Regions from separate parts of the Homo sapiens genome. Here regions 1 and 3 are each linked to region 2. A link is a loop called in an ENCODE intact Hi-C map of the cell type or tissue named here. Cell type or tissue: MCF 10A. All regions are shown on one strand. Region 1 overlaps LOC105373162 (a long non-coding RNA gene). Region 2 has its middle 90 kb from the start of URB2. Region 3 overlaps GALNT2 (polypeptide N-acetylgalactosaminyltransferase 2).

Evidence for each region. A loop is a pair of places that touch in the nucleus more often than their neighbours do. Peaks named below come from ENCODE experiments on the same cell type or tissue, not always from the same donor. Only the 100,000 strongest peaks of a DNase experiment are listed, where the experiment ranks them.
Region 1: it touches region 2 in a loop (2.4-fold over the local background); 5 of 110 quality-filtered maps call a loop at or near these places.
Region 3: it touches region 2 in a loop (10-fold over the local background); 2 of 110 quality-filtered maps call a loop at or near these places.

Annotation. Positions count from the first base shown.
Region 1 is chr1:229,838,310-229,846,309 of GRCh38, reverse strand. The region is part of intron 3 of LOC105373162 (a long non-coding RNA gene); the gene reads left to right. Among named protein-coding and RNA genes, the nearest start is that of LINC01682, 44 kb to the left of the region's middle. In MCF 10A, no CTCF peak of the experiment used is centred here; DNase peaks (open chromatin) are centred at 2,319 and 4,929.
Region 2 is chr1:229,712,101-229,720,100 of GRCh38, reverse strand. No RefSeq gene overlaps it. Among named protein-coding and RNA genes, the nearest start is that of URB2, 90 kb to the right of the region's middle. In MCF 10A, a CTCF peak has its summit at 4,920 (motif pointing left); a DNase peak (open chromatin) is centred at 4,930.
Region 3 is chr1:230,081,169-230,089,168 of GRCh38, reverse strand. All of the region lies in intron 1 of GALNT2 (polypeptide N-acetylgalactosaminyltransferase 2), which reads right to left. Among named protein-coding and RNA genes, the nearest start is that of GALNT2, 18 kb to the right of the region's middle. RefSeq lists an enhancer at 4,365-4,906. In MCF 10A, a CTCF peak has its summit at 1,877; DNase peaks (open chromatin) are centred at 1,958, 4,388 and 4,728.

The DNA.
Region 1 (8,000 bases), 130 kb before region 2:
GTTTACTGGATTTCCAATGCCTAGAACAGAGCCTGCCACATAGGCTGTATTTGAAAATTTTCATTTCTGATAGTGCCTTTCAGTACAAACACCTAAAGCTGCTGGGGGAGACATCTCAAACATTCTTTTGAACGCCTGACTAAGATGATAGCAACAAGCACAATCCTGAGAGCATCAGAAATGAGGTTTTTTTCTGAGACTCCATGCTGATCCCTGGGGGCTGAGATCAGGTTCAGAAGATGATGGGGTGATACGGGTTTAGAAGTAGCCAGGTGTCTGGTCAGGGTGGGAGATCACGTCAGAAACCCTTCGAGAAAGTCATCATTCCTGTAAGGTAACACATCCCCATGGGTGAACTAGGGCACAGCCCATCCTGCAGAGGGAGGCAGAGGGAATAACTGCCTGTTTTTGCCTTGGTTCTGAAATAGCAATCCCTCAATCAATCAATCAATCACATACCTTCTGAAAATTCCTAGCCACTCACCCACACTCATTCAGATCTGGAGTCTGAATTCCCACTCTATGAATGGCCTCAAAACTTCCAAGACAAATATCTACATAAAGTAATCCCAAGTTGGCGCTTCCCCAGATCTTGGCAAAGGAAAGTGTCAATTCCCAATTCTCTCTGCAAAACACAACTCTAAGAAGTACAAGGGACTTGAGCTCCCAGTCAAAAGTCACTAAATATATGAGGAAGTAAGTCACCATGAGAAAGTCAGCAGAAGCTACAAACCACAAAATAAGTACTGCAAAAACAACAGGTATGGCAATCATCAGATACAGAAAAAAAAAAATCTATTATTACATTTAAAGAAATACCAGGGAATTTCAGAAAAATATCTAAGTGAAGAACAAAAGACTATAAAATCACTAGGTAGATCCTAAAAGTACCAAGCAAAACTTCTAAAAAGGGAAAATATAATTGATATTAGAAACTCAATGAATGACTTAAATAACGTATCAGATTCAAAGAGAAAATTGGTGAACTGGAAAGTAAATATTAAGAAATAGCACACAAAATGAGACAAACAGAGAACATGAAAAAGAGGTATCAACGGAAATAAATCACCAAGAAAGAAGACCCAAAATATATGTTTTTAGAACATCAGAAGAACATAATAGAAACAGCAGAGAAAAGCCACACTTTGTAGAAATAATGACCAACAAATTTCTAGAATTGATGAAAGACACCAATCCTTAGATTCAGCAACACCAAGGAATCTCAAGAACAATAAACAATAAGAAATGAACACTCAGTCTGCAAAACTCTAAACAGTGCCTGTGAAGCAGAATAACATACATCAGTATCAATCCCTGTGAGGGGAACACTGTGTACCTGTTGCTAATCCTAGAGGAACACTCAAAAGTCCTTGCATTTTCTGCTAAGGTTCCTAGATATGGCAGGCTTCCAGGTCTAGCAGGAGGTTTTGCACTAGCCCGGCTGTCCCAGTGAGTCTGGTGAGATGGAACTGTCACACAAGTCAGGCAAAGCAGATTTACAACTCACAGGTGAGCAGCAAAGATAAACAGAAGCCGAGGATCCATGGCAAACCAGTCCCTCGGGTTCAGGAAAGCTGCCCAGGGCAGATGGAGTCTTGTCTACACGTGCCTCACTTCGCATCCCAGCCGAGAGACCCTGAAAGGGCTGTGTTTTGGTTTTTATACCCCAGGGGCAACATGGTTTGCTGAGCCCAAGCTTTGCAGGATATCCTGTTCTAGGAAGATGTCCTGGATGGATAAATCCCAGCCTGTTTCAGATGGTTCCTGCTTATCTCAGGGTGTTGCATTCTCAGTACCTTCTCTCTGAGAATTGCAGGCAAGAGGGGAGAGAGCTGGGTTGGCCAAGAAAAATTTGGAGATTTGCCTCCTGCCATGCCTTCCCTCCACACCAAAGACACTAAAAGCACTAAAAGTCGATGGAAAGAAAAGCAGATTATCAACAAAAAGAATGACAATTTCATAAAATCAACAGCAGTAATGGTATCCAGAAAACAATACAACAATATTTTCAATATCCTAAGGGAAAGTTCTGGTTTTACGAGACTGCATAGGCTAATAACAACTGAGCCAAGATATCACCGACTTTTTACACAAAGATTTATTTTATGTTTGTCCAAAATCTCCTATTAATCAAGTGACTCTCCAGGACATTGTGTACCATACAGTGAGTGACTCATCAATCCAGGCTGCCTACATCTTGAGGCTCCACCATCTCAACACATGGCCTGCAGAATCACCAGAGAAGGAGAAGAGCTAAAGGGTCATGCTGGAGATGCTCACTGTGCCTCAGTCCAGAAATGACACCTGTGGCTCCGGCTCCCAGTCCATCAGCCAGAGTGACTCACAGGGCTCCACCCAGCTGCAAGGGAAGATGTTGCAGGGGAGGGGAAGAGCATGTGAATGTTCAGGAAGCACTGAAACTCCTGCCACTCTTCCAAGGACAAAGGCAAAGTAAAAACATATACTGATAAACCAAAACTGTTAGAATCTGTTACCAACTGATTCTCATGAAAGGAACTTCTTTAATAAGACAGCATTTAGGAATAGGGAAAATGATCCCTCCCACCAAAAGGTCGGAGGTGCAAAAAAAAGATGGTGAACAAAGAAATGGCAGCCATGTGAAAATTAAGTAATTACTGACTGTATCAAACAATAGCAATGATACTCAATTTGTAGGATTAAGAAAAAGCTCAAGCTGGAAACGAAATTCTAGACAAAAGCAGCATAATCCTGGAGGGATATGACTAACAGTACAGTGTTTTATGGTCCTTTTACTGTTCTAGAGGACTCTGTCAAGTTAAATATAGATATTAAAATATCTAGGGTAACCACCAAAATAACAGAACTAAAATGCATAATTTTCAAACTTTTAGAGGGAGGAAAAAGTGAAATGAGAGAAGAATAATTCAATCAGTCCAATAAAAGACAAGAAAGGATGAGGGCAGGGGGAATGGAGAGACAAGATAGGACAGGAGTACAAAATAAAATCATATGAATAAATAAAATTATTTTAAAATTATGGTTTTTTTATTTTTCTTATATAAATGAATAAAATTATATCAATAATTGAAACAAGTGTAAATGGGCCAAACTCTTAAACTAATAAGCAAAGATTATCATTCTTGTTTTCCTAAGTCCAGCAATACACTATCTATAAGAGCTGTATCTAATCACAATGAGTAAACACTTACGTGGTCCTCACCATGTGCCAAGCACTGTTCTGTTCTGACTACGCCGTATTTATCTATTTAATCTTCCCAATAGCCCAGTGAGACAGAGACTGTTTTGATAAGAAAAGTAAATCATAAGGACACTGTGGGAGGCCACGGCAGGCTGATTGCTTGAGCCTAGAAGTTCAAGACCAGCCTAGGCTACATGGCAAAACCCCATCTCTCCAAAAAAATACAAAAATTGGCCAGGCGTGGTGGCATGTGCCTATAGTCCCAGCTACTTGGGAGGCTGAGTTGGCAGAATCGCCTGAGCTTGGGAAGTTGAGGCTGCAGAGAGCCGTGACCATGCAGCTACACTGCAGCCTGGGCAACAGAGTGAGACCCTGTCTCAAAAAATAATAATAATAATAAAAGTTAATCATAAGGAAGTGAAATAATTTGCCTGAGATTAAATAACTAATGAGAGTGTGATTTGAACCCAGGAAGGCCCCTCCTAGAGCCCATACATTTAGCCTTTGTATTACACCACCTCTTAACCCCAGAAAGGGTGAAAACGAAGTAACACTGAAAGATATACCAGGTAATATTAACCAAAAGAAAGCTGACATCATGACATTTATATCAGACTTTAAGGAGAAAAGCATTATCAGCAATAAAGAGATAAAAAAATAAAGATCACAAGAAGATTTAATAATTCCGGGCTGGGCATGGTGGCTCACACCTGTAATCCCAGCACTGTGGGAGGCCAAGGTGGGCGGATCACTTGAGGTCAGGAGTTCAAGACCAGCCTGGCTGAAATGGTGAAACCCCATCTCTACTAAAATTCAGAAATTAGCCAGGCAACATGGCGGGTACCTGTAATCCCAGCTACTCGGGAGGCTTGAGGCAGGAGAATCACTTGAACCTGAGAGGCGGAGACTGCAGTGAGCTGAGATCGTGCCATTGCACTCCAGCCTGGGTGACAGAGTGAGACTCCATCTCAAAAATAATAATAATAATAATAATTCCAAACTTCTATGCCCTTTATAACATAACTTCAGAATACATAGATTATCCAGTCTGTCCCTGGATCTAAGGGAAAGAAAAGAGCATAGAGTAAAAATGGACAAAACTACAAAGAGAGGTTGACAAATACACTATCACAGTGAGATTCTTTAACATACCTCTCTCAGTAGACAGAAAACCAATAAGGCTATAGAACATTTGAACAAGCTTGATCTGTTGGAGACATATGAAACATAGCACCCAACAACTCAAGAATACAAATGCTTTTCCATGTATATATGGAACATTCATAAAAATTAATCACATACTAGAACAATAAAACACAAAGAACAAATTTCAAAGCATTATCCAAACCATGGTTTCTGATCACAATGCAACTACCTTAGAAATCAATAATAATAATACACAGCTAAAAATAGTGGTTTGACCAGAGGGTAGACAATTCAGATGAAGAATGTGCCAAGTTAAACTAAGAAAGTAGCACTAGGAATAGAAAAAAAAAAGAGGATGGATTCTATAGATATGTCTAATATTGGCAAAGAAGGAGTTGAGGAGATTGCCAAGGATTATAGCTCAGACAACTGGAGGTTGGCAGCAGAGCCACTAATCAAGAAGTGGGGAAATCTGCGAAAGAAGAACGTGTGAGGGAAGAAGTGAAAGTGATATCAGCTACTGCAAGGAGTTGAAACAGGATGAGGGCTAGAAAACAGGACATTAGCCCTGCCTTCAGCGAAACTAATTTCATCAGTGCATAAAGCCGTGGGTGCCAAATCCAGACAGGACTTGTTTGAGGAGTGAACCGGAGGCAAGGAATGAGTCAGTAAGTGTGGATCTCCCTTTTAAGAAAGTTAACAAGGAAATAATTTAATAAGGAATTGTATAAGAATTTCTTTCTTTTCTTTTCTTTTCTTTTTTTTTTTTTTTGAGACACAGTCTCACTCTGTGGCCCAGGCTGGAGTGCAGTGGCACAATCTCGGCTCACTGAAACCTCCGCCTCCCAGGCTCAAGCGATTCTCCTGCCTCAGCCTCCCGAGTAGCTGGGGTTACAGGCATGTGCCACCATGCCCGGCTAATTTATGTATGTATATATATATATATTTTTTTTTTAGTAGAGACTGGGTTTCACCATGTTACCCAGGCTGGTCTCAAACTCCTGAGCTCAAGTGATCTGCCCACCTTGGCCTCCCAAAGTGCTGCCCACCTTGGCTCCCAAAGCATAAACCACCACACCCAGCCAGGAATTATATAAGAAATGTAATAAGGAAAGAGGGATATGGGAAGAGTCAGAATGCTAAAGAGGGAAGGATTTATTGTGTTTTCTAATTAATATTTAGAAAATAGATTTGGGGGTACAAGTGCAGCTTTGTTACATAGATATATTGTGTAGTGGTGAAGTCTGGGCTTTCACTGTAACCCTCGCCCAACAGTGTACACTGTACTCATTAGGTCCTTTTTCATCCCTCACCTCCACCACCCTCCCACCCTTCCGAGTCTCCAATGTCTATTATTCCATACTCTATTTCCACATGTACACATTTGGATACACATTTAGCTCCCACTTACAAGTGAGAACATGCAGTATTTGACTCTGTTTCTGAGTTATTTCACTTAAGATGATGGCCTCCAGTTCGATTTATGTTGCTGCAAAAGATATGTTATTCTTTTTTGTGGCTGAGTACTATTCCATGACACACGCAGACACACACACACACACACACACACACACACACTCATCACATTTTCTTTATCCAGTCATCCATTGATGGACACTTAGGTTGATTCCATATTTTTGCTATTGTGATTAATGCTGCAATAAACATATGAGTGCAGGTATCTTTTTGATATAATGATTTCTTTCCCTTTGGGCAGATACCCAGTAGTGGGATTCCTGGATTAAATGGTAGTTCTATTTTTAGTTCTTTGAAACATCTCCATACTATTTTCCATAGGGGTTGTACTGATTTACCTTCCCACCAGTAGTGTACAAGCATTCTCTTTTCTGTTTCCTCACCAGCATCTGTTATTTTTTGACTTTGTCATAATTGCCTCTGTTTGTGTTAAACGGGAAGACTTGAGAGAGTCAAAAGTAAAATAACTATGTACACAGCCACTAGGGGCTTCAGTGATCCCCTCCAACAGCTGCCCTCCATCATGACTGCATGCCACCCTGCTCACCGCCCTTTAATTCTTGTGGGGTTGTGGGGCTGGAGAGATGCTGCTGAGCCTGTTCCTGTCCTCTACCATCCCCAAACCCGATTACCAGCCCCTTCCCCTTCAACAGCTCCCTGCCCTTTCTAAATCCCAATGCTGGAGTCATGCCAACACTGGTGACAACCCCCAAGTTGAATAAAAATTGAGAGAACTGTAGTTCTCAGTTGCAAGGAAAAGAAAAGCCCCAGAGTAAGACGGGGTGTGGTGAGGTACCGGACAGAAGGAAGGTGGGTGCATCGTATCCTTGGGAAGACGCATTGCTCTTTCTGGTCCCAAATGATTGGTCTTTCTAAAAACTACTGCGGGATTGAATGGGTTGTGGTGGGATGGGACAATAAAATTCTCATTTTAACATATGCAGGCAACTTGAAAATGGTATTGTATCGGAGCCAAGCATGGGCTCTCGCTAAAATTAAGGATGCACGTATTAGACTTCTTCTTTTGTAGTAGCAGGATGTTAGGAACAAGCACAATGCCTTGGAGGATAATGAAAGTACAGTGTGCAGAAGAGGAACCTGAAATTGTTATAATTATCATGGTAATTGTTAGTCAACCTCCTAAAGCAGGAACACAATGGAGCCAAATTATGTTACCTTCAAGTGATGATCTGGTTCCTTTCCCATTTCTTTGTTTCATTGTTTCCTCCCCAAGTCCCCTATTCTGGTGTTCCCTCCCGCTCCCTGGCCGACTCAGACCTTCTCCTCCGTGCTCCTTGTGCCCTTGCCTTTGTCAGGGATGGCTCACAAACTATTTTAATAATGTTTTTCTTATTAAAATTTAATATATGTGCATTGTGCACATTTTATAAAATATGTTTATCGTAGAAAAGTAAAAAGAAGAAAATAACAATCATCTATAATCCTGACCACCCAGAGATACTCACTGAGTGTTAACATTTTCATGTATGTAATTCTCTTCTTTCTTATGTGTACTCTCTCTATACCTATACGTATATGTCTATATATAAAACTTTATTAACATAATAGCTGGCACCAGAATTGCTCTTCAGAAGATACCTGACTTTGGTTGGAAAGATGCTTAGATAAATACTTGCCATAGTTAAAAGTTGAGAGAGTCCCAAATTACCCCCACATCTGAGAGCCAATGGGGGAAGATCCTGTAAATATCCCAGGGAAAGGAATTCATTGTTTCCAGAGGGGCGAGGGAGAGGGAAGGGAAAACAGAGAGGGGGACGAGTGGAATGGCACAAAGCTGTGCACTTCATTATGTGACTTCTTCATGCCCCCTCCCCCCACACCCCCGCAATCCTCAATGAAGTTTGCTGAGCTCAGGAAAGCCTGGTGTAAGTGACTTCCATGTTGTGGAAATAAAAGAAGGGGCTGAATCCATATCATAAGCAGTGGTTGAGGCAGCCCTTGAGGAAGATGGAATCGCAGAAGCAAAGGAGATCAGAAAGATGTAAGACTCTGCACCAGCCTGCACCCTAGAAATTAGAGGAAATCTCAAAAAGAGAGTAGGGCCTCATGGGAATTTCATTCAGCATTCAGCAGACAGAAAGGCCAGTTGCCAACTTCGAATTACACACACACGCACATGCTCGCACACGCATACACACATGCACGCAGAGCCAGAAACCTCTCCCTTTTTTTTTTT
Region 2 (8,000 bases):
GAATGGAAAATCAAAATGTGGTATATCCATACAATGAAATATTATTTAGCCCTACAAAGGAATGAAATTCTGACACATGCTTCAACCTGGTTGAACCTTGAGAACATTATGCTAAGTCACAATAAGCCAATCACAAAAGGATGAATACTTTATGATTCCACTTATATGAGGTACCCAGATTATTCAAGCAATAGACAAAAAGTAGAATGATGGTTGACAGGGGACAGGAGGAGGAGGAAAAAGTTAGGAGTTATTGTTTAATGGCTATAAAATTTCAGTTGGGCAAGATGAAAGTGTTCTGGAGATTGGTTGCACAACAACGTGAATGTACTTAACACTACTGAACTGCACAGTTCAAATAGTTAAGATGCTATGTTTTATGTTATATATTTTATCACAGTTTTTAAAATCCTCAGAAATACTGGGCAACATAGTGAGACCCCCATCTCTACAAAAAAACTTTTTAAAAATTAGGCCAGCATGGTGGCTCATGCCTATAGTTCCAGCTGCTCATGAAGGCTGAAGTGGGAGGATCACTTGAGCCCAGGAGGTTAAGGCTGCACTGAGCCATGATTGTGCCACTGCACTCCAGCCTAGGTGACAGAGTGAGATCCTGGCTCAACAAAGGAAAAAAAAAAAAAAGTCCTAAGAGACCAATCACTGTGGAAATGTACTGGAAGATGTAATTTAGAGAAAAAAATTCATAAAATATTACTGAATGTCTTTAAAAAAATAGGTAGGCAGGGTGGGCGTGGTGGCTTGCTCTTGTAATCCCAGCACTTTGGGAGACCGAGGCAGGAGGATCACTTGAGCTCAGGAGTTCAAGATCAGCCTCAGCAATATAATGAGGTCCAGTCCCTACAAGAAACTAAAAAAGTAGGCCAGGCACGGTGGCTCACATCTGTAATCCCAGCCCTTTGGGAGGCCAAGGTGGGAGGATCACTTGAGCCCGGGAGTTCAAGATCAGCCCAGGCAACATAGTCAGACCCCATCTCAATTTATTTTTTAAAAAAATTAGCTGAGCTTAGAGGCACACACCTGTAGTCCCAGCTACTCAGGAGGCTGAGGAAGGAGGATAACTTGAGCCAAGATCACACCACCACAATCCAGCCTGGATGGCAAAGCAAGACCCTGTCTCAAAAAAAATAAAAATAAAAACATATAGGCAAATTTATAATTAATATCAGCACTGGGCAGATGATCAACTTTGTTAACAGAAAAATGCTTGTAGAAGATAGCAGCTTTAAAAATCTGCTAAGGGCAGACACAGCGGCTCACACCTGTATCATGCTACTTTGGGAGGCTTGAGCCCAGGAGTTGGAGACCAGCCTGGGCAACATAGTAAGATTCCATCTTTATAAAAATAAATAAATAAATAAATAAAATAAAAATAAAAATCTACTTTAAAAACATATTGTACTACCAAAAATTAATTAAAACAATAAAATTCCTTGTTGGCAATATTTTGTATAAATAGCTATCCTAGCACATATTACTATTATACTGTTGTGTTTTTTTAACCACAATTCTACTATAAATTGGTACTTTCTTTTCTAGAGAACAATTTGGCAACAGGTAATAAGGTCTTAAAAAATGTTTAGCTCTTCCAACCTGGTTATTCCACTTTGGGGAATTTATTCATTCAATGAATAGTCACTAAGCATTTTCCTTCTATGCACTGGGCACTGTTGTGAGTACTGTGAATACAGTGGTGAAGTCCATATAATCCCCGCCCTGAGAGCTTACAATCCTACGGAGGGAAAGAAACACATTTATTGATGTAGTGAATATATATTTTCCGGGCTCACAATCCAGGTGAGGCAGGAGAATAGGGTCTGGAGACAGGGAACCTAAGGCTGTTTCACGCCAACTTCCTAGAACTAAATTGAAAGGAAAACCCTAACTTTCCACGCCTAAGTGACAAAAAGACCAGAGGCTACTACTCCCTTTACAAACCCCCTACCTTTTCTGCACAGCAGATGGGAAATTGGCTTTCCACAACCTATCAGACTGGTTGCAGGCCAAGTCTTTGTTTCCATAGAAGCATAACTTTGTAACTTCATCCTAGCCTCTCATTGGTTGCCTTTTGTAACCGAGCAGATGTTTGCACAGCAGTGTGACCTTTGTAACTTCACTCCAGCCTCTGGTTGGCTGCTTTCTGCAACCAATCAGACTGATTGTGAGCTACCACTTCATTTACATGAGGTGAGCATGAAATGGCCAATGGGAAACTTCTAGGGGGCATTTGGACCCAAGAAGATTCTGTATCTGGGCCCTTGCCCAGCTGCTCGGGTGTGCTGCCACACTGTGGATTGTACTTTCGTTTTCGATAAATCCCTGCTTTCGTTCTTTTGTTGCTTCATTCTTTCTTTCTTTGAAGAACATTTTGTCCAATTCTTTGTTCAAAACGCCAAGAACCTGGACAACTTGCAGTCACGACCCTCTACCGGTGACACATGCTTCCTCTTTGTGTTAAATGTACTCGAAACCTTCTTTAAGAAACACCCCACCTGTAATCCCAGCACTTTGGGAGGCCGAGGCGGGCAGGTCACGAGGTCAGGAGATGGAGACCATCCTGGCTAACACGGTGAAACCCCGTCTCTACTAAAAATACAAAAACCAAATTAGCCGGGCATGGTGGCGGGCGCCTGTAGTCCCAGCTACTCAGGAGGCTGAGGCAGGAGAATGGCGTGAAACTGGGAGGCGGGGCTTGCAGTGAGCGGAGATGGCGCCACTGCACTCCAGCCTGGGAGACAGAGGGAGACCATCTCAAAAAAAAAAAAAAAAAAGAAAGAAAAGAAAAGAAAAAAAGAAACACCCCTTCCTCATTTTCCACCCTGTGAATGGATGGTCCACTCATCCAGCTACACCTATTTTAAGTCAGTTATTGTATTTCACCCCCTGGCCACTATGATTGGTTCAGAGACGGCACATAACTCATGTGGAGCTAATGAGATGAATAAAGATGTTTGCTCGGGCTTGTGGCAAAGATACATTTTCTTCTGCCGTATTGTATAAAGGTATGAGGCTTGGCGCTGCTGTAGGCATCTCCATTCCCTGGGCTGTGTCAGCCTAAAAATGAAATAACCCCTGGAGAAAGGCAGGGCAAAGACAGCAGGGCAAAGACATTAGAGAAATGGCCAGATGGTGTCCTCTGAGTCTCAGGACTGAAAGGCCTGTAGTCAGCTCCACCCTTGGACTTTCAGTGTGTGAGCCAATACGGCCCGTTTTGTGTATAAGCCAGTATGAACAGCACACTGTCACCTACAACGGAAGGAAAACCAACTTATACACATTTGCTGTCCGGATGGGATATCACAATAGAGTGACAGGCACTGAAGCGGTGAGCCAAAGGGTGGTATAGGAGAGAAGTCTAACCCAGACTTTAGCAGGGGAGCAAAGACTTTCCATTAGTAAATGCCATTTTAGTTGAGAGCTGAGGCATATAACTAAGGAAATAGCTAAGAAGAAAAATAGAGCAATTTATACCAATTATAGCAAGCTTGTTTCTAAAAAAGAATATATTGGAAATAACCTAAATGCTCAACAATAGGTGCATTATTAAGCACCCTATTGCATATAAATATAATGTAATACATACCAATATGGTGACAGCCATGACAAATATGTGCACAGTTTGGATACGTAGTAATACTCAGTCTGGTTTTGTTAAGCATTCTCAGCTCAGTGGGATATTAGCTCGAAATAGTGTAATGTTTTTCCAATCACTGTGCTCTGTTAATTCCCCTCTTTCTTTACCTTAGCAACATTTTTGGCAGAGCTGTGGGTTTCCAGTCACTTCGAATTATTCAAATTCCAGGCTCAGGTCGGATTTCAACCTGAGCTCATCCCTCCTCCACAGCTCCGCAGAGCTCAGGGGCCTGTTAGGAAGGAGGATGTGGGCTGCTCTCACCGGCCGCTCACTGCAGCATCGTGGAAGGAAGGTGTAGCGGGGAGCGGGGGTCTGATTTGAGGATTATTATTCTCTTGAATCTCACTTATTCTCAAGGCCTAATTCCTGTGGTGTTCAAGACCAGAAGAAGAAAAGAGGCAGAGTTCAGGATCCTGCGTTGAGAGTGGCCTCTCTTGCCCCCAGGCCTCCCTGCGGCCTCTGTCTCCTCCATCTTCTGGCTACTTGTATGTGGGGCCACAGGAAATATGTGATCCCCTCCGAACTCTGTGAGTTGCCTCCAGAGCTGGGAGGGGATACTAATAACCACTACCCAAGGCCTTGCTTCCCCCTCCACCTTTAGCTGCTCCTATAAGCTTTTTACTTCCAGAAATTTCCAGAAAATAAAGTGCCTTTTTGTAAATTCACAAGTGCTGCACAACTCCAAGAACTACAGACCAATCTTTTCCAACCATTCTCCAATTGCTGTCTCTCCTGCTGACAGTATCATTATGGGACTGCTGGTTTATAGTAACCCAGCAAGGATCCTGCCTAGAGAGAGGTAGTAGTCTTAGCTTTAGGCAGGTGCCCTCAAGCTCTACAAGGAATTTTCTTATGGGCCCCTTCCAAAGTTTATGTTTTGGGAAACTGACGCAGGACAGGCAAGCCTCCAAACTGGGGCTTGGGCCGGAAGGGTTCTTGGCTTCACCCAGGGAGGAAGTCAAGGGCGAGCCAGTGGTGTTAGACAGCAATCCTTTACTGAACGGTACTGTTCCTTGTAGAGCAGCACTACCTCATAGGCAGCCCAGAGTCAGCAATGCATGGGTTCTTAGCAACTGTGTTGATACTCAATTTCAATTATATGCAAATTAAGGGACAGGTTAATGCAAATTGAGGGGTGGGTTATTTAGAACTTTCTAGGAAAGGAATGGTAACTTCCAGGTCGTTGCCATAGCATTTATAAATGATCATGGTGCTGGTGGGAGTGTCTCATGCTAATGAGCAATGAGGGCAGCTAGGGATCACTTTTGTCGCCACCTGGCGGTTCCTGATGGTTTTTTTACTTTGTCCTGTCTGGACCAGATCCTGTTTGGGTCAGCAGGGTCATGACCAGAAAACAAGTCTTTCTGGTCTCCAACCTCAAAGGCTTGTTGCTATGAGCTTTGGACACTTCCCAAGGCCCGAAGACTTCCAACTTTCATTCTCCCAGTTGTTTCCTCATATGGGTTGGCAGTAAGGCAGGTAGTTGTTGGCATGACGGTAGGGAGGAGCAGGGCTAATTTGATGGTCTTCTACTAGGGAGGTGCTGGCCCCAATGTTTGGCAGCTTTCTCCAGAATATAGGGTACTTAAAGCCTGTTATTTTTATCTGTAGCCCCCAGTGCTAATTACAGGACAACAGTCCTACTAAACATCCAATATCATGTATTGTTTAGGTCTCATATATCTCCATGACTGATTTTCTGTCTATTTGTTCTATCAAGTACTGAGAGAAGAGTAACAGAATCTTCAACTGTAATTATGCATTTGTCTATTTCTCCTTTCAGTTCCTTCAGTTTTGATTTTTTCTGAGGCTTTGTTTTTAGGTGCTTACATATTTCAAATTATGATGTCTTCCTGACCCCTTTATCAATATAAAATATTCCTCTTTATTTCTGGTAATATTTCCTGTTCTGAGATCTAGTTTCCTGATATTAATATAGCCACATCAGCTTTTTTTAATGGGTAGTGTTTGCATAGTATATTTTTTCTCATTCTTTCACTTCTAATCCACCTGTGTTTTCATATTTAATGAGCGTGTCTGTAGACTTCATATAATTGGGTCTCGATTTTTATATCTACTCTGGCAATATCTGACTTTTGATAGTAGTGTTTAGATTCTTTATTATAATTACAAATATGGTTGGAATTGAGTCTACCATGTTGCTATTTGTATTTTATTTATCTTCATATTTTCTTTGTTGCTATTTCACTTCACCTGCCTTCTTTGGATAACTGATTATATTTTTAGGATTCCATTTTATCTCTAATATTGGCTTATTAGCTATTTCTCTGTTTTCTTTATTTTTAAGTGTTGTTCTAAGACTTAACATATGAATTTTTAGCCAGGCAAGCTGTAGTTCCAGCTACTTCAGAGGCTGAGGTGGGAAGATCTCTTGAGCCCAGGAGTTCAAGGCATTAGTGTACAATGATCACACCTGTCAATAGCCACTGCACTCCAAGCCTGGGAAACATAGCTGAGAACATGTCTCTAAAAATGACAAAAATGAAAAAAACAATATTATACTCCTTCAAGTACAATTAAGAAACCTGTAGGCCGGGTGCAGTGGCTCACACCTGTAATCCCAGCACTTTGGGAGGCCGAGGCAGGCGGATCACCTGAGGTCAGGAGTTTGAGACCAGCCTGGCCAACATGGTGAAACCCCATCTCTACTAAAAATTCAAAAATTAGCCAACAAGGTGGCACGTGCCTGTAATCCCAGCTACTTGGGAGGCTGAGGCACAAGAATCGCTTGAACCTGGGAGACGGAGGTTGCAGTGAGGCAAGATCGCGCCACTGCGCTTCAGCCTGGGCGACAGAGCAAGACGCCATCTAAAAAAAAAAAGAAAAGAAACCTGTAACACCATAGTTCCAAAGTATACTTTCTATCTTTATGCTATTGTTTTAATAGATTTTTACTTTTATATATGTTATAAACCCCATAATAGATTGTTACTACAGTCATACATTACATAACAATGTTTTGGTCAGTGATGGACCCCATACAAAACAGTGATCCCATAAGACTATAATTGAGCTGAAAAATTCCTATCACTTAGTAACATTGTAGCACAATACATTATTTACATGTTTTGGTGATGCTGGTATAAACAAATGAACTGTGTTGTCGGTTATATAAAAGTATAGCACATACAATTACACACAATATGTAATACTTGATAGTGATAATAAATGACTATGTTGCTGGTTTATGTATTTACTATACTATACTTTTTATTGTTATTTTAGAGTGTATTCCTTTTGCTTACATTATTAAAAAAAAGTTAATGGTAAGATAGCCTTGGCCAGGTCCTTTGGGAGGTATCAGAAGAAGGCATTGTTATCATAGGAGATGACGGCTCCATGCGTGTTTTTGCCTTGAAGACTTTCCAGTGAGACAAGATGTGGAGGTGGAAGACAGTGACAATCCTGACCTGGTGTAGGCCTGGGCTAATATGTGTGTTTGTGTCTGTTTTTAACAAAAACATTTAAAATGTGTCTAAAAATCTTTAAAAATAGAAAAATGCTTATAAAATAAGGATATAAAGAAAGAATATTTTTGTACAGCTATATGATTGTGTTTTAAACTAAATGCTATTACAAAAGAGCCAAAAAGTTTAAAATTTTTTAAAGCCTATAAAGTAAAAAGATTACAGGAAGCTAGGGTTAATTTATTATTGAAGAAAAAAATATTTATATAAACTTAATGTACCCTGAGTATATAGTGTCTGTAAAGTCTACAGTAGTGTACAGTAATGTCCTCAGCCTTCACATTCATTCACCACTTACTCATTGTCTCACCCAGAGCAACTTCCAGCCCTACAAGCTCCATATAGGGTAAGTGCCCTATACACATGTACCATTTATTATCTTTTATACTTTATTTTTACTGTATCTGTTCTATGTTTAGCTATGTTTAGATACACAAGTACTTACCATTGTGTTATAATTACCAACAGTATTGAGTACAGTATCACTCTGTAGAGGTTTGTAGCCTAGAACATAGGCTATACCATACAGCCTATGTATGTAGTAGGCTTTACCATTGAGGTTTGTGTAAGTACACCCTGTGATGTTCACACAATGATGAATTTGCCTAATGATGCATTTCTCAGAACATATCCACATTGCAAAGCAATGCGTGACTATATTTTGCTTTAAATAGTAAATTTATCTTTTAAGAAAAGTAAAAATAAGAAAAAAACATCTCATTTACCTACATACTAATTATATATGGCATTTTTCATTTCTTTGTGTAGATCCAGGTTATATCTGGTTTCCTTCTGTCTGAAAAACTTCATAAAGAATTATAATTCTTGTAGCAAAGGCCTACTGTTGAGAAATTCTTTCA
Region 3 (8,000 bases), 370 kb before region 2:
TCAAAAAAAAAAAAAAAGAAAGAAAGAAATGGTTAAAATGGTCAGTTTTGTTATATGTATTTTACCATAATAAAAACTGTCGGGGGGGAAAGTTGATACATGCCACTACCTGAATGAACCTCAAAAACTATGGCAAGTGGAAGAACTCAGACACTAAAGGACACACAGTGCTTGAGTCAATTTATACGAAATATCTAGAATGGATAAATCCACAGACGCAGAAAGTACACTAGTGGTTGCCAGGGACTGGGGAGATGAGGAAATGGGGAACAACTGCTTAATGGGCATAGGGTTTCCATTTGGATGAAAATGTTTTAAAACTAGACAGAAGTGGCCGGGCGCGGTGGCTCACACCTGTAATCCCAGCACTTTGGAAGGCTGAGGCAGGTGGATCATGAGGTCAGGAGATCAAGACCAGCCTGGCCAACACAATGAAACCCCGTCTGTACTAAAACTATGAAAAATTAGCCAGGCATGGTGGCAGGCCCCTATAGTCCCAGCCACTTGGGAGGCTGAGGCAGGAGAATGGGGTGAACCTGGGTAGCGGAGCTTGCACTGAGCCGAGATAGCGCCACTGCACTCCAGCCTGGGTGACAGAGCAAGACTCTGTCTCAAAGAAAAAAAAAAAAAAACTAGACAGAAGTGGTAGCTGTACAACTGTAGTAAATGTCACTGAACTGTATACTTTACAATGGCTAATTTTATGTTACATGAATTTCACCTCAATAAAAATGAATTAAAAAAAAAACCCTGTCACACAGAACAACAGAGATGAATCTTGAAGACATCATGCTAGTGAAAACAAGCCAATCAGAAAAGGACAAATATTACAAGATTCCACTTACATGAAGCACCTAGAGGTGTCAAGTGCACAGAGGCAGAAAGCAGAATGGTGGGTGCCAGGGGCTGGTGAGAATGGGAGTTACTGTTTAATGGATACAGAGTTCCAGATCTGCAAGATGACAAAGTTTCACAACAGGACTACACTTAACACTACAAAACTGTACACTTAAAAATGGTTAAGACAGTAAACTTTATGTTACATGGTTTTTACCCCAAAAATTGTTAAATAAAGCAAAAACATTGGGGGCGGGGGGAGATGCAAATATGGAAAAATAGAATCCAGGATTGCTCAACTACTGAATACCCCAGTCCACCCCCATATTCATTTAGCCAAGAGCCTGTAAGAAAACTTGTATTTTTCTTCTGTTCTAAACTGTCACTTAATATCTGCTGTTCATCGTTTTTATTATTCTCAGAGCTTCCAGAGTAAGTACTCATAGCTAAAAGCATCGTCCAGTAATCCAGTAGGCATTTCATTATATGCCCATCAATATTTAACTCTGAATATTAAAGCAAACACCCAAGTATTCCAAAAGAGAAGACCAAGCTCAAGCTCAGAGCCCTCAAAAAGTCCAAACAGATATTCAAGGGCTCCATGACCATCAGCAGTTACTCCCAAAAGATGGAGACTCTCAGCGACGCCTTCCTAACCAGCTGTCCCCAGACCTGACTGCGTGAGAGTCATTCACACATGGGGAGCTTTTTCTAAAACACACTTGGGCCCCACAGCCAGACATTCTGACTGAATCAGTCTAGGGTGGGTGATAGGCATCTACAGCTCAAAGTTTTCCCCAGGTGTTCCTAACGTACAGCCAGATTGAAAACCGCTGGTTAACAGTGCGGGCTGGCAGTTATGGGGGAGTAAAGGCAAGAAAGACAGATGGCAAGGAAAACCAATTAAGATGGGGGAAGTGGAGGACAGCAGAAGGATCTTAGGCTCCTGCAGTCCTTGAAATTTAATTTTACTGCAGTAATTCGAGTGCAATCAACAGGCATATTCCTTCACCCTGCACATATTTCATTTGTGAAATTCGGTAATTAGTACCGGTCATCAGATGAGGGAGCTCTTAAAATACAGAAACTAAGCATGCCCCAGCAGGCCAGGCCCCTTCCCTATGGGGAGAGTGTGCACTGGTTTGGAAAGGGCGGTGCCAGATGCTGGCTTAGAGCCCGCTGCATAAAGAAGGGGTAGAAGACAGCTCCCAGCCAGGACCTTCCCAGGTGAAATACCTCCCTCCCTGGGATGGAAGAAGACCCCTCCCACACACACTCTACTGAGCTCTTTCTCCCTACGTGCCTGGTGTGGGTTAAGTGCTCACCAGGCAACATCTTGTTGAACCCTTGTGACAGCTTCATGCAGTAAACCCTGTGATAAACTCCATCTCGTAGAGGAGTAACAGAGACATAGAAAGGTACTTGTCTAAGGGCACACAGGTAAGTGGCAGGGCTGACACCTGAGCCACTCCATGACTCCAAAGCTCAGCACTGCCCACACCAACTTTCTAGAGCACTCTTAGTGGTCCCCAATAGCACAAACAGCATGACGGACGCACCACTGAGTACAAAGGGCTGTGCCCCGAACACATGAATAACAAGTTATTAATTGCTCTAAGAGATCCAACCCAGGAGATTCAGGCTGCAGCAAAATCCTCATTTCTGCAAAAGTTATGTCCTGAGCAGGGGTGAGCCAAGGAGGAACAAAGAATGAAAAGGAAAATAAATTCCCTTAACACACGGGGGAAAAAAAAACTGCTCACTTTACAGCTGTTTTCCTCCTTTGCCAGTAAGAACATCCCCCTAAAAACTGTAAAATGGAGAAAGCATCAATCTCCAAAGAGTGAGCAATGCAGACAGTTCTCGCACAAGGGCCATCTCTTATCTTGCCCTCCCTCTATTCCCTTGACTTAGGCATTTTTCCTCACTCCAACTCCCTCCTTGCCCTACCTCACCAGATAAAGGGCCGGCAGAATGACCAGGAGGTGCTCTGCTGGGTCGTCAGGCTGAACTAACCACCTCTCAGCCCAGAGCTGAGCAACGTGCTGTATCCCTAGTCACCATCACCCACCCTTTCTAAACCCTTGCTGAAATGCCTCCAGATTCCAGCCCTCCAGGAGCTCGTATTATTCTCTACCTACAAACTCGCCAAATAATTGAGAGCAAAATTTTCTCAGTTTCACCTCTGGCACCCTAGGAATACCAAGACCTGGATTAAAATCTTGTCATTTGTTCTGTGAATTCCATGAAGGTGGACGGAAATCTCTCAGCACGTTTCTGGTGGAACCCGAGTTCGTTCCTTAACCAGGCAGGTCAGCAAGCAGTTTCCAATCACCTTAGGGGCACTGATAGAGCTGTGGACATACGGTGAGCCCACTCTTCTGGGCTCCAGGTATTGCCTCGGGTTTCCCCAACATTTCACAAACATAAATCCATCTCCGTCCCATCTGTCAAACATCCTTCACCCCCAACGTCTACACCAGAAGTCAGTGGCCTATCAAAACAGTTCTGTAAGTGGTTGGCTAAGGTATAGAGCATTAAAATAACCAGCCAGGAGGAGCTCCAGAAGATCCAAAATGCAATGAATAAGAGAACCTCAGATGCCTAATCCTGCATCTTGCCTAAACAGGTAGACTGCCCCGGACTTCAACCTAGACAATCACAAACATTACCGCCTACATTCAGAACCATTTTCCAGTGATGAACTGGATCATGCCAGACCCCTAATGAACTCCTACAGGGACGGCACCAGGTCCAAGAAGCTGAAGGAGACCCAGAGCCAGCAAATGAGACACAGGGGCTTACGAGTGGGAAACCTGTACACAGGGATGGCCCAGTGGCAGTGGACTGGGCAGGAAAACTGCAACTGCTTGAAGCCTGTGGTTTATAAATAGAGTTTCCACCTAGCATCCTCTAACAGCCTCCACGGGGCAACCTTCATTTAACCCAAAACAAAGGGCCTCGCTCATCTGTATGCCCAGTGTTCCACGGGACAGGATAGGGGCTCAGATGTTCCTCATAAACAAGGAATGAATCTCCAGGTTGGCCACTCCCGGATTCCTTAGCTCAAAACTCCAAACACACATTCAGGTGTGTCTGCCCCACAGGGTCACTGTCAGGGTATGCTTCAGTTTTGCCGTCAGGTATGTCTGCCATCCGCAGTGGTGAAAGGAGAGTTAATAATAAAAACTTTTGCTAAAGAGAGCCAGAAGAGAGGAGATTGCTTACAAACAACTGATCATTCTATTCCTCATCAGCTCTCTCCTGTACCTCAGCATCACTGCACAATCTTTCTCCACTTCTCGGAGATGAAATGGCACCTCCACCTTTAGGGCACAGGATTTAAGGGCTTAACTTACAAATACAGCTGGGGTCTGTTCAGCTGCAAGAGCAAGGCAGCATGTCTGGACGAAAAAGCAGACATTCTTGTCTCCCCTAATCCCATGTTCACCCTGCACCAGGGAGAAAAAGCCAGACTTGCACCCAGAAATGATGTCAACTCCCAAGCATGCTGCCAAACCACAGCATGTTACCAGTCAGAGACTCAGCACGCAGATCCCAGCAGAAAAGGGCAAAATGACTTGGTAGCCCATAGCTGAGTCACCCAGCAGGCAAACAGCTGAAGGAGAGTAGGAGGGAGCCAGGGGCCAGGGATGCCTTGAACCTGTGAGGCATGGTCCCCCATGTGGCAGACCCTCCACAACCCTGGCTCTCAGCCATTCTCCCCCGAGCCCACCAGTCTCAGCCTCATCTCCCTCACCTAGCAACGTCTCGGTGCTGAGCCAGACACAGGAAGTGCCAGGGCAGACAAAATCAGATCCTAAATGCTCACCATCCCCCGGCTGTCTCTCTGACCTCACGTCCCATTCACCAGCTTGCCCTCCTCCTTTGGTTGCCCAGACATGCCAAGTTCATTCTGGCCCCAGGATCTCTGCACAGGATCTTCTCCAAGCCCAGACAGCCTTCTGCCACACTGGATCATTCTGGTCAACAGGCCTCGCCCACAGGTCCCCTCCTCGGCCCTTCCTGATGAGGACTCACCTCTCATGGAGCCCCACTTCACACTCTGATATTGGCGTGACCGTCCCCCAGCCTGCCCTCCTTCCAGAATATACATCCCTGGGCCCATGTTAGCCTGGCTCCCCACTGTCTCCCTGCTGTGGGAGGGGCCAAGCCTGTGCTGGCCTCAAGACACTCACAGTCCACTGGGACGCAGGGGATCAAATTAAAAATTACACAGAGGCTCCAGGCAAATCAGGGAAATCTCGGGTGTCCAAAGTGACATACAAAGGGGGAGGGCTGCTGGAAGTGCAGACCCTCACCTTCACAGGCATGTACGCCAACATCCGGGTGCTGATGGAGATGAGCTCAGGCCTGTCCACGGCTCCAGCTCCTCCATGTGCAGCAGGCACCATTTCCTTCAGCTTGCATGCAGGTCCAAGGACACAGACAGTGGGCCCCCTCCGGCCCCCTTCTATTGGAAGGGCTAACAGAGGCCCACCAGGATTTCCAACCCTTTCTTACAGAGTTTTACTTGGTCCTGAACAATCCAGATACTCCAAGTAAAAACAGAGTAACCCCCACTGTCATTCCTCTGAAGAAACTAAATGCTCAGTGCTGACCATCTCCTTACTCTCCGGACACCGTTTAACAGCAAGGACAGCTTTCTGAAGGAAAGATCAATGCCTTAAAATGAGGATTCTAAATTTTCAAACATTTTAACATAATGCAAGCATCAGGGGGCTGCAGGTGACCTTTCAAAGTTGTTTCTCAGATCATTTCCTCTGTTCTATCAGTCTGGCTTCTTGTTCCATCATTGGGCCCCCCAGCTCCATCATCCCAGCCCCCTGCTCCATCATCCCAACTGTCTGCTCCAACATCCCAGCTCCCTGCTCCATCATCTTGGCTCCCCGCTCCATCATCCCGCTCCCTGCTCCATCATCCCACTCCCTGCTCCGTCATCCCAGCTGCCTGCTCCCTCATCCCGGCTCCCCTGCTCCATCATCCTCGCTCCCCACTCCATCATCCTGGCTGCCTGCTCCAACATCTGGGCTCCCCACTCCATCATCCTGGCTGCCTGCTCCATCATCCCAGCTCCCCGCTCCATCATCCTGGCCCCCCCGCTCCATCATCCTGGCTCCCTGCTCCATCATCCTGCTCCCCACTCTGTCATCCCAGCTGCCAGCTCCATCATCTAGGCTCCCTGCTCCATCATCCTGGCTCCCTGCTCCATCATCCCGGCTTCCCTGCTCCATCATCCCGGCTTCCCTGCTCCATCATCCCAGCTTCCCTCCTCCATCATCCCAACTGCCGTGCTCTATCATTCCAGCTCCCTGCTGTTTCATCCCAGCTGCCCTGCTCCATCATCCCAGCTGCTCTGCTCCATCATCCCAGCTCCCGGCTCCATCATCCCAGCTCCCTGTCCATCATCCTGGCTGCTTGTTCCATCATCCTGGCTCCATGCTCCATTATCCAGTCGTCCTGCTCCATCCACAGCTGTCCTTATCCTGCTCTATCATCCTGGATCCCCTATTCTCTCTGCAAGTTCCCCTGATGTATCAGCCTGGATCCCCTGCTCTATCATCCCAGCTGTCTAACTAGCACTCCAGTGCGTATGTTCCATGCATATGACTTCCTATGAGCAGGGGCAATGCCTAGGTTTCTAGGCTTTGTCCACAATTTATATGTGTGCCTCCCTCTCCTGGCAGCCACTACACTCCCTTCCCGAAATAAATAAATGATACAGAAGTGATAAAAGGTACTCTCCTCTGGCTCAGCACTGAGGAAGTAGGGATAAGGAGAGTCGGCTGCAGGAGGAATGGCACATTGGAGATCTCTCCAAGGTAGGCCAACTCCAGAGGCCCTAGGAAGAGATGACCAGCCTGAATGGCTGTGGAACTGCAAAGGCAAGGCAGGGCTTAAAGCCAGACACCTATGAAATCACCAACCCATCAGCTCACTCAATCATGTCCATTAATCCATTAAGCCTGCTTTGTTCTACGGTGCCCCTGGAAACTTACACAGCACTTTGACCGATTAGAGAACCTTAAAAATGTAACCCAAATGTGACACCTGCTTCATTCAGCACCACAGCTTCACCTTACACAAAGAAACAGAGACCTTCCCAGATTGAAGGCAACTCCACATTGCCCAAAGGAGGGACACGGACTAGAGAAGAAGGATGGAAAAGCCTGCCTCACCAGGTGCCTCTGCACCCCGACTGACACTCCTAGTCCAAAAATTCACACCTGATGTCACCACTGACCTGCAGGTCTGCTCTAAGCAAGACCCGTCCTGGGTCAGAGAAGTCAAGCCAGACCAGCCCCAGAAGTACCTGCAGGAAGGGAGAGCAAGCACAAATAAACGTCCTCACTAAGCTCGTCAGCATCATCTTCATCAACTCACTAACTCTCTTTTCCAGACAAGGAAACGCAAGCCAATGTCCCACAGCTACTCCGTAGTAACAGCAGGATCTGAACCAGGTCTAACATGACAGGCCAGGCTCCCAACCACTGTGCCATCCTTCCTCGTCATGGTTAGCATGACCAAACGTGGGTTTTCACACAGGTCATTCCTCCTTAAAATCATCACAGAGTGTATCTATTGATCTGCAATCCAGTTGTGAGTTGTCTTAATTAGAGCCATCAGCAAAGCCACGTGAGCACTTTTCTAATTGACAGAACTAGTCCTCAGCCCTCACAGGGGGGCTTTGTTGCATTGCCACAATTATTAATTTGTCTTCCACTTGTCACTCATCTGCAGTTTCAAAAGCAAGCCAGAAACTGAACTAATGAAAGAACATTTCCTAATTAAAACCTTGCAGAAAAGTTTTCAAATTAACACGCTATATTCAGATAGTAACAGCTCAAGATGTTGAAAAATCCAATTGCCAATAAGAGTATTAAAAAATTAAACAGCACGCACTTAAAACCATATCTCGGTATAATTTTTCAAAGACAAGCTGGAAAAGATTAAGGGTGGAATTGGGAAATAATCTCCTGGCCACTGAACACTGGATGGGGAAAGGGTTCTGGCCTGAAGCTACCTGCAGAACCCCAGGGGCCACTCGGTCCTCACACCAGCTGGGGGGGACCCTGACCAGCTTCCTCATGCTGTCTGGGGCTCAGATTCCCCACCCAAGGAAGAAGCAAAGGGCTGCAGGA